2 separate regions of the Homo sapiens genome follow, and region 1 is linked to region 2. A link is an interaction called in ENCODE POLR2A ChIA-PET data of the cell type or tissue named here. Cell type or tissue: Caco-2. All regions are shown on one strand. Links, peaks and the distances in the headings refer to the core of each region. The heading gives the core; the rest is flanking DNA. Region 1 holds the start of LOC105370943 (a long non-coding RNA gene). Region 2 holds the start of LOC105370791 (a long non-coding RNA gene).

Region 1 (5,316 bases), core at 10-5,009, 720 kb before region 2:
AGACTCCATCTCAAAAAAAAAAAAGAATTTTCTTGGAGTCTCCACTGTCTAACCATAACTTCAAGCCCCTCATTCTTCCTCCCTCGAGTAGCCCTCAGGCATGCTAGATTTTGCTTGCCCCTCTGCCAGCTTGGATCCCCGCCTTCCCAGCTCCTGCCTGGCTTTAAGATGGCCCTGCCACTATCTGCCATTTAACCACAACGTTGAGGCCCAGCATGAAGGTGAGACTGCTGTGGCCTGTATCCATGGCATTTGGCAGACATGTTTTCTCATCTTGCTCCTGTGACCTGCTCCTCCCCACAAATTACACATCTTTAGTTGTGGCTAAATCCTAGGGAGTCCTGGAATGGGGTCTCCCCGTGACATCAGCAGAGCACCCTTTGCCCCATGGACCGGTGTTCACAGTGCACTGCCCAGCTCTCTGGGTGTGATCTGTCAGCTGGCAAGACAGTTCCTGCAGTCAGGCCAACCTCGCTGGCCACTGCAGGCTGCTTTCCCCTCCAGTCTAATCCTCTTCCTAGCCAGGCATGGGGTCTCACACTTGTAGTCTTAGCTACTTGGGAGTCTGAGGAAGGAGGATGGCTTGAGCCCAAGAGATGGAAGCTGCAGTGAATTATGATTGTGCCACTGCACTTCACCTGGGTGACAGAGCAAGAACCCTCTTTTTTTTTTTTGAGATGGCGTCTTGCTCTGTCACCAGGCTGGAGTGCAGTGGTACAATCTTGGCTCACTGCAACCTCCGCCTTCCGGGTTCAAGGATTCTCCTGCCGCAGCCTCCCTAGCAGCTGGGATTACAGGTGCACATCACCACGCCTGGCTACTTTTTTTATTTTTAGTAGAGACGGGGTTTCACCATGTTGGCCAGGCTGGTCTCGAACTCCTGACCTCAAGTGATCCGCCTGCCTCAGCCTCCCAAAGTGCTAGGATTACAGGCATGAGCCACTGTGCCCAGCTAGAACCCCTCCGCCTTTTTTTTTTAAAGAATTTTATCTCTGGCAATACAGGTTGAACTTTGCTGCAGAATTCCCTAACCACTAAAACAAGAGGATCTCTTCATGGACTCTGTTAGCTGAGAGGGCTGGAAGCTGCCCATTTTTGATGACCCCTCAGACTCCCGTCTTCCTCCAGAAGCAGAAGTGGGAGCAGATGTGGGGGAGGGGTCCCATTGAGTAGAGGGCATCCTAATTCTGTTCTTCGCACTGTCCCAGGAGGTTTGGAGGGCTCCTGCTTCCTTCTCCCCATGTGGCCTAGGCTCCCCTTACACCTACCATAGTCATCTGAGGGCTCAGGGTCTTTGTCCCCTGACAGTGAGTATAAAGCTTTAGCCTACCTCTGAAGGGGTCACTTTCTTAGAGAAAACAGACTGGGGCCTCTGTCTTTGCACATAATGGGTGCCTAATACTTGTTAGTTAAACAAACACTGCCCTATTGCTCCCTGCTCCCAGAGGGCTTGGCTAAAGCAGCTTGGGACACCCCTGCCCCTTCTGTCTTCTCCTAAGCCAGCCCATCTGGTCCTAGGCTGCTTCCTCTTTCCTGGGAAAAGGCCCCAGGCTTCCCTGGCAGGGACAGAATAGGGTTCCGGTGAGTCAGGGCAACGGGAAGCCACAGCTCTTAGATCCCTGGAAGCCAAGCAAGACATGGAATGGAGAGCAGAGCGGAGGCCCTCAGGGCTTTGGCCCTAAGCCTGGAGGGCCAGAGGGGGGTGGGGTGGGGGAGCAGCTGCGTGGGCAGGGGCCAAGATGAATGAGCTACTCCTGGAGCGGTCACTGGAAATAGAAGGAGTGGCCACAGGCAGTGACGCTGGGACCAGGGCAGGAGGCCTGTAAACAAGGAAGCCACCTGGGGGAGACGCAGGGCGGCCACTGGTCCTGGGGAGCAGGTGCTTCCTGAGGCCCGCCCTGGAGAGGGCCCTGGGGGCCGCCCCGCCGAGTCTGCAGTGGGCACTAGGGGGCGCCGTCTACCGGCTTCCCGAGCCCACCGCTCCCTACCCTGGCTCCTGGGGGTGTGGCCGCCGGAGGGTGTGCCGGCCCAGAGTCCCAGGCCCTGCCTGCCCGGCCTCTCCCTCCCTTCTCCTGTCACCGCGGCCGACTGGCCAAGGGCACCAGCCCTGGAGAGGGCACAGGGCTCAGCGTGGCCAGCTCGGATGTGAGCTCATTCCCCCGAGACCACCAGTTCTAGTTCCTGCCCCTCCCCCAAAGGCTCGGGTCGCAGGCTGGTGCCTGGCACCCACCCCAAAGGTTGGGAGGGGGCTCGAGGCCATCAGGCTCCAGGCCGCACTTGGCGCTGCCCCCTGGCGCCAGGGAAACAAAGGTTAGGGGCCCAGAGGGAGTTATCTGGCCCCACCGCCACCGGGTGGGGGAAGGGGACCAAGAGGGGGCGCAGTTCCCCTCCACTCCCCCAGCCCTACTGATTCTTCGAGACACTTTCACAGGCGGAAATTCCCAGAGGTCAGAGGAGGGAAACGGTTAATTCCTTTTATTCAATGGGTCCCCCCTACACGCCTCCCCCCAACTTCCTCCCTCCACTTCCCGCCCCCCCCTGTGTGAACAGGAAGTGGAGAGGAAAAGGCTCTGAGCGGAGCAGCTGGGAGCAGGAGGCAGGGAGTGGGCGGCGGGCTTGGTGCCAGCCCTGCCCCTCATGCTTACTTGCCGGAGGGCCAGGCCAACCGCGGCCTGGGAAAGAACCTGCAGCCCCGCTGGCGAGTGGCAGTTGAACCGGGAAACAGCAAACTCCATGCCCTCTTTCCTTAACCTGCTCCCAGGTTACAGGCTGCTGTCCTCAGGGTGCCAGACATCTTCTGCTCAAGAGCCAGCTGCCCTGGCCACCACAGCCCCACCTCCACCACCAGGCTGGGCATCCCGAGGCTGGCAGGCATCTCTTCAGGCAGCCGCCAGTCCTGGCACTGGCTCCCCCACTCAGCCCCTTGGCCCTGCCAGCCCTTTGAAGCTCATGCAGCGCTTCCTGTTTGGGGCGGGCGATGCCAGGGCCCCTCCCCCACCATTGTTCTGGAGAGACCATAGGTCCATCTGTTGCCCCATGGTGGGGCCCCTAGGCAGTGCCACACGGGAGCAGCACCACAAAGGACGCTGCTGGCAGCTTTGCTTATGTGGGGTGAGGCTGGGCCCTGCAGCAGGTTGAGGGTGAATGGTGGTCAGAGGCAGGCCTGGGGCGGGCACTGGGATAGGAGGATGCTAGAAAGTTCTGGTGCTTGGGCAGCTGGAGCCCTCAGCTTTCTCCTCCACCTGGAGCATGGAGATGATATTCAGGGAGCCATACGTGCTGAAGCCACCAGGAGAGGGCCACCATTCTCATGCCTGGATTCCCAAAAGGAAAACTGAGGCAGAGGGGCAAACTTTGGTCCAGGATGGCCAATAAAAGGGTCACAAAATAGGGTTGTCATTTCAAGGGGATTGGCCCCACTCTCTGAATGCCCAGTAATTGGGTGCTTTCCTCTCCCTGAGCAGCTTTACCGTGGCTCAGCTTTCACCTTGAACCAGCCCTTACTGAGCAGTCAGAAACCATACCGTGAGGTCAGGAGAGGCTGCGCGGCCTTAGTTTGGTGGCCAGCAACCCATGTCCACTGAGAATAAGCTTGGGCAGAGAAAAGGGAAAGGGGCACTGGTCTGGCCCCCCGGAAGGTGGCTGCTGCTTCTGGTTCCCAGGCTGCTGTGGCCAAAGGTCTGTTTGTGTTTGCCAGGTGCAGAGGCAGGTGGCTGCAGCTCACCTTCCCTCCATGGCATGATCTCCCAGCTCTGACCCTTGACCTGTTCCCTCGCGGCATCTCCACAGGGCTAGAAGGTGAACCCTACTTCCTTTACCAGGTCCTCTGGTTTCTCTTCCCAGGCCAGGACCTAAACCGTTCACAACTCCCAGCAGGCCAGAGCTGCAGAGACCTCAGATAGAGACTATAAAGTGCTGTGGAAGCCTTGTTCAAATAAAAACATTCATGAATGTCCAGTACTTGAAATTGGTATGCTGAGATTCTCCGATGGAAACTGGGCTGGAGGGACCCACACTCCTGTTCACTCAGCCTGTTCTCCACTCCTATCTCAATGTCTCTCTCTCTGTTTTTTTTTTTTTTTTTTAATAGAAACAACACCTTGTTCTATTGCCTAGGCTGGAGTGCAGTGGCGCCATCATAGCTCACTGCAGCCTTTAATTCCTGATCTCAAGTGATCCTCCCACCCCAGGCTCCTGAGTAGCAAGGACTACAGACACCACACCTGGCTAATTTTTATTTCTATTTTTTGTAGTGACGGGGGTCTTGCTAGGTTGCCAAGGCTGGTCTTGAACTCCTGACTTCAAGCAGTCCTCCCACCTCAGCCTCCTAGGGTGTCCGGATTACAGGCATGAGCCACTGTGCCCGGCCCCCTATCACGATATCCATAAGATGCCAGGATGCCCAGGAACCGAGTTTGAAAGACATTGTGCTGCTGATCCCACCTCCTGACTTTACAGCTGCTGAATTGCAGAAGACAAATTGGTAGCTAACAGGAGGCTCCATCCTGGATCCTGCCCCTGTCCGTGAGATTCAGCCTTGATTAACTGTGTTCCCATGCTGGTCGTGAGCAGGGCACCATCCTAGGTCCTTCTTTATACTCATTTTCCATCTCCAGCCAAAATGGGTTGAACCGAGGAACAAGGACATAATCTGTAAAGAGCAAGTGCAAGTCTCTGCTCTGCCATTACCAGCATCAGGCTAATCAAGCCCTTGGAAACTCAATTTCTTCTCCTGTAAAATGTGAATAACTGTTACAGACCTGGAAAGGCTCTTGTGAGGCTGAAATGAGAGCGGTGCCGCCCATCTGTCAAGGTAGCCCAGGGCCTGGCGCCCAAGCAGCCCTGGGCACTTGCCCCTCTTCCCTTTTACTCTGCACCTCCTTTCTGTAGGCGTAGGACCCTGAGACCTGTCCCAGCTCATCCCTCACAAGGCCCTCTGACTTCTTCAGATATCAGAGTGGAATTGGAAGAAAGAAGCTTGCTTGAGTAGGTTTTTCTGGTTTCTTGAACAATGGCGATTCTAAGGAAAAGAGGTTCAGGATGAGAATGAGAGGAAGCCCACAGGCATGTAGAATATGGCCACAGGTGGGACAAGAGTGCTTCCTTGGGATGGGGGTCCTGGTTCCCTGAAGGAAAGGAGACAGGGCACTACTCCAGCTCCAGGAGTCTCATAGGACAGGCCAAGAGGGCTGGGCAGACACCATGCTGGCCGCTGATCAGGCATGACTCCTCTGCCAGCCTGCCCTCGCAGGCCAGCCCAGAACTTGCACAACAGTCGGCCTGGCTGGCACTCTCCCGGGAGCTTCAGGAAGTCCC
Region 2 (5,416 bases), core at 169-5,168:
TGACTTCAAACCTTGGGTTCTTTCCACTATAGCCAATAGGTCCCAAACCCAGTTGTGCATAACAATTACCTGAAGAACGTGTTAAGATATATTTTTCCAGATTCCCACTCAAGACTGACTCAGAAAATGATACTACTAGTATAGCACTTTTCTCTGAGTTGTTGTAAGGATTATATATAATGAAGAATATTGGAATGTTTTATAAACTTCAAGTGTAACATCATATGCTTACAATTTAATGCTTTTTATTACGTATGATCATCTAATACCCTTTCTTTTGGTTTTCTAGTCAGGGAATAATTTTCTGATAATTAGGCTTATGGAGTACCTTGAAATTAGAAAAGGGTGCCCCAAACTATATTTTGGCTTGATAACCACATTATAAATGAATACATTTAATTTTTAATCTATAAATAAGAGCTCTTGAGCTTGACCATCGCTAGTCAAGTTCTTCAAGCTTAATCATCTCTTTAAGAATTGATGAAATCGTTCTAAAATCCGGCAAAGCTGAAGAATGGAGTTCAAAGCAGAAAAGGTGTGAATTGTTTTAAGTGGGGATTTCATTAGGTTTTGGCCTGAAGGGCAGTTTGTGAATATGTTACAAAGTTAATTGGTTCTGATGCATGACCACTTTTTCTGAGTTAGGAGACGGTGTTTTTTTTTTTTTCTCGTTTCCAATATACCATATTTCGTACGAGGTGGAACCAGCAACTGTGATAGACATGTCCCCGCCTCCTTTAAAACGCCTCTTGCTCTTACCACCCCTACTTTCCCCAACAGTAGCAATAAGTTTAGCAAGAAAGGTCTCATCTTCTATCCCAAGGGAAATTCTAAGTGCCATTTCCACCCTCAAGTGGGGCTCCTGGTAAGTTGCATTTAAATTAGCATTCTTTTTCACTGGCCAGGAAAGGGCTGCAGTTCATTTGCAGGCAAATACCCTTGCTGTTTTTTTTTTTTTTCCTGAATCTTTACAAAGTCACTCAGCAGGCACACACTAAACGCTTGCTCCGTGGAGAAAGGTTAAACGGTTTCCCCAAGACCACACAGATCAAACAAGTGGGAGAGGAGGGGCTGAAAGTGCCTGGTATACCTCGCCACACTCCCATAATTACCCAAACCGTCTCATTCCAAGCCCAAGGACCGGGCTTTCAAGGGGACACGAAAGGAACGCCCGGGAGGTGAGCGCCAGGAGATCGGGAGAGGTGCCTTTCCCGGCATGCTCTGCAGCACACCGAGGGGCGCCAGGCGTATCCCGGCGTGCATCGGGGAGCGCCCAAGGGCGATGGTTCCCGGCTCCTGGAGAGGCGTGCGAAGTTAAGCCGGTAGGTGCGAGCTTCCTTAGCTTTGAGCCTCTGGTTTCTCGTTTCCTCTTTATGGGTTTAAATCCATAACGGCAGAAAAGGATGGCCCTCTAACTACCCTCCCTCTCCGCGTGCGAACGACTCGGCGCCGCTTCGAGCTCGGTGCCAGGTGATTAGCGGGTAGGGGCGGGCTTGCGACCAGCACGTGACCCGAACTGGCAGCCAATGACTAGCCGGGTGGTCCAGCAGCGCGAGGATTCCGGGACCCGCGAGCGGAGCGGCGCGTGGGTCGGTTGCGGTCGGCCCCGGCAGGTATGCGCAGGCGCCTTGCTTGCCACGCGCTACGCCCGTCCCCACGCGCCTGGTGGCGTGTTCTTGGCGCGAAGTGTTAAGAGTCTGGGTGTTTTTGTGCGTTGGGGGGAAGGAGAGGGTGGCGGGGGCGGGGGGGCGCTGAGGCGTCACGTGGACGCCACAGCCAATCTCAGGCCGAGGCGCACCCACAGCTTTCCCCGGCGCCCCGGGGTGCGACGTGTTCACTGAGGTTCGACCGGGCCCTGACGGCCTGAGCGGTCTTTCGAAGCGCGTGTGCGGCCTGTAAATTCTGGCCGCGGCTTTTCGTGGCGTCCTGCTCCGCGGTGAGCACAGACGACAAGTTCTCAGCAAAATGGCTGCTGGAAAGAGTCGCCAAGCAGGGGGAGTGCTGGGGCCGCGTGAAGGTCACATGACGAGGTTGGCAGCGCGTGCTGCTGGCGCGGGGTAGGGGGAGGGTGGGGGGCGTGGCGGGTCACGTGCCTTCGACTGCGCCGGCCTGTGGTTTTCCAGCGTCTTTGCTGCGGTCGGATTGCCTGTTTTTACTCCTCCCACATCGAAGCGTGGCAAGCGTCGGTGAGAAGCTGTGTGGTGTACTGGGATGAGCCGAGATCTGGGAATTCGGAGGCCTGGGGTCCAGGCCTTTGGCTAGTTTCATCTTGCCACCCTCGGCTTCCATTTCTCATTCAGCTCGGTAGAGGAGATCACCTTTTAAGGTCCCTCATACGGCCTCTGACTTCCTCACCTCAATTTCATGCAGATAAAATAATTTAACAAATTCTTAAAAATTATAATGAGACAACCGCCACCCCGCCAAAAAAAACCCCACAGCCACTCCCCTCTCAATCATTACAATGATGTGGGAAACCTGGTGGAGGTAATTTGTTATAATATTCTGGGCATGTCTGTCTATCTTTATCATTCCCATTTATACTTTATAGGGGCCCACGACCTCATTCGAAAAATATTGTCTTTTAGACATCTAATCCCTATGTATTTTCTGGGAGGAAATCAAAAGGTAACTACTATTGTCATAACTGCGGAGATGGGGAAATAGTATTTAAAAGGGAAATGCTGATCCCCCATAACGCTGCCTAGAAGGGCCTAGAAGTCTTCGTTTCCACTTGGTGGGCTATCTTTGTAAAATTTTAGAGACCTGGTACCCACCAGCCTTTGGTATTTTTCTTGGTCTCTCCTCCCAGTTCTAGCTCGTCATTTCACCAAAGAAGGGTCAAGCCATTGGTGAAGAAAAGTATAAATTGTATGTTTTCCATACCACTGCTTATGTTTTATTATACCTTTTGATTTATCTTAAAAAGAGTCTTCGAATTTTGTGCGAACACATCTGGAAAACATTTATTGAGCAATCATAATAGCTGTCACTTTTGAGTAATTATAATAGTTATCTTTCTGGCTTGGTGTTCTAAATACTTTCTACTGTATTTAATTCATTTAGTTCTCATAACAAACCTACGAGGTAAGTACTGTTATCTCCGTTTTACCACTGAGGAAAATAGCAACAGAGAGATATGGCTGGCAGTTTTACATGATTCCAACCAGATTTCCTTTTGAAAATTTGCCAAATGGTTTTAAAATTCATTTGAAAAAGTAAACCTAGAAATTAAGAAACTTCTTGGAAGAGAAGAATGAGGAAAGGACTTGTACTAGAGAATATACAAATAAAGCTATGATAATCAAAATATAAGTAGCAACCCTGGAACACAAGAGTAGTGAAACAGAATAATCTAGAAATATATAAGGTTAGTGTTATAAAGATGGTATTTTATATGAGTAGGGAAGGTGTTCCAAAATTATATTGGAACAATCAACTGTTTGGAGAAAAAATGGGATTTCTACCTTAAAATTTAAATAAAATTGCCGGGTGTGGTGGCTCACGCCTGTAATCCCAGCACTTTGGGAGGCGGAGGCGGGTGGATCACCTGAGGTCGGGAGTTCGAGACTAGCCTGACCAACATGGAAAAACCCCGTCTCGACTAAAAATACAAAATTAGCCGGGTGTGGCGATGCATGCCTGTAATCATAGCCACTTGGGATGCTTGAACCGGGGAGGCGGAGGTTGCGGTGAGTGGAGATCGCGCCATTGCACTCCAGCCTGGGCAACAAGAGCGAAACTCCGTCTCCAAAAAAAAAAAAAGAATCTAGGTGAATTATTTATATATATATATATATTTTTTTTTTTTTTTTGAGAGGGAGTTTCGGGCTTGTCCCCCAGGCTGGAGTGCAGTGGTGCTCACCACAACCTCTGCCTTCTGGGTTCAAGCAATTCTCCTGCCTCAGACTCCCGAGTAGCTGGGATTACAGGTGTCTCCCACTACACCTGGCTAATTTTTGTAATTTTAGTTGAGGCGGGGTTTCACCGTGTTGGCCATGCTGGTCTGGAATTCCTGACCTCAGGTGATCCTCCAGCCTTGGCCTTCTGAAGTGCTAGGATTATAGGCGTGAGCCACCGAGCCCAGCAAATTAAATTTTTTTTTTTTTTGAGGGTCTCACTCTGTGGCCCAGGCTGGAGTGCAGTGGCATGATCTCGGCTTACTGCAACCTCTGCTTCTTGGATTCAAGCAGTTCTCCTGCCTCAGCCTCCCAAGTAGCTGGGATTATAGGTGCAGGCCACCACACCCAGGTAATTTTTGTATTTTTTTTTTTTTAATTTTATTTTTTGAGATGGAGTCCTGCTCTGTCGCCCAGGCTGGAGTACAGTGGTGCGATCTCAGCTCACTGCAACTTCCGCATCCCAGTTTCAAGTGATTCTTCTGCCTCAGCCTCTCAAGTAGCTGGGACTACAGGCAGACTATGCCGCCGCCACCACGCCTAGCTAATTTTTGTATTTTTAGTAGAGATAGGGTCCAGGTAGCTGGGACTACAGGCAGAGTATGCCTGCCACCACACCTAGCTAATTTTTGTATTTTTAGTAGAGACGGGGTTTCACTATATTGGCCAGGCTGGTCTCGAGCTGCTGACCTCATGATCTGCCCGCCTTGGCCTCCCAAAGTGCTCGGTGGGTGGCGTGAGCCACCGCACCTGGCTGATAATTTTTGTATTTTTAGTAGAGACGGGGTTTCACCATGTTGGCCAGGCTGGTCTGGAACTCCTCACTTCAGGTTTTCTTCCCATCTCGGCCTCCTAAAGTGCTGGGATTACAGGAGTGAGCCACTGCTCCTGGCCCAAATTAAATATTAAAATATAAAACGTGAAATCAGAAAATTACTACTTTAAAAAACTGGGAAAACAGTTTTCCAGTCTTGAAATAGAATGAGGCCAGGCACGTGGCTCATGTCTATAATCCCAGCACTTTGGGAGGCCCAGGTGGGAGGATTGCTCAAACCCAGGAATTCAAGACCAGCCTGGGTAACAGAGTGAGACCCCATCTGTACAAAAAAATTTCAGAATTAGCTTGGTGTGGTGGCACATCCCTGTTGTCACAGCTACTCAGGAGGCTGAGATGGGAAGATCACTTGACCTCAGGAGTTCGAGGCTGCAATGAGCTGTGACGTGTCACTGCACTCCAGATTGGCCAACAGAGTGAGACCCAGGCTCAACAAAAGAGAAAGGAGCTGTTCTACTAAGCATGACTGTCGAGGCAAATCCATAAAGACAAAGATGACAAAGATTGATACAGTTATTACAAAAAACATCTGTCTAGTTGGCAGAAACATGATAAAGTTAAAAGACAAATTTATTTATTTAGTATTCATTTGTATTTATTGAGTGTTTACTATGTGCCAGCCAATTTTTTTAAGTTTAGGAGATCCAGTAATCAGCAAAGCCTGGCAAATTGTGAGAAAAAA

The links. ChIA-PET counts read pairs that join two places held together with the same protein. Peaks named below come from ENCODE experiments on the same cell type or tissue, not always from the same donor. Only the 100,000 strongest peaks of a DNase experiment are listed, where the experiment ranks them.
Region 1: POLR2A ChIA-PET joins it to region 2 with 7 read pairs; 1 of 35 experiments calls an interaction of 5 or more read pairs at or near these places.

What each region holds. Positions count from the first base shown.
Region 1 is chr15:40,904,576-40,909,891 of GRCh38, forward strand. It overlaps LOC105370943 (a long non-coding RNA gene), which reads left to right and starts at 2,234. Exons shown (of 2, transcript NR_135836.1): 1 at 2,234-2,310; 2 at 4,254-4,776. RefSeq lists enhancers at 1,596-1,890, 3,080-3,209 and silencers at 1,596-1,890, 1,820-2,159, 2,810-2,869. In Caco-2, for the core only: a CTCF peak has its summit at 1,940 (motif pointing right); DNase peaks (open chromatin) are centred at 1,906 and 3,726; H3K4me3 peaks cover 225 bases.
Region 2 is chr15:41,619,977-41,625,392 of GRCh38, forward strand. LOC105370791 (a long non-coding RNA gene) reads right to left here and starts at 1,479. Exons shown (of 4, transcript NR_188233.1): 1 at 1,091-1,479. It also overlaps a transcript of MGA not described here. RefSeq lists a silencer at 1,460-1,519. In Caco-2, for the core only: no CTCF peak of the experiment used is centred there; DNase peaks (open chromatin) are centred at 1,225, 1,515 and 2,075; H3K4me3 peaks cover 2,778 bases.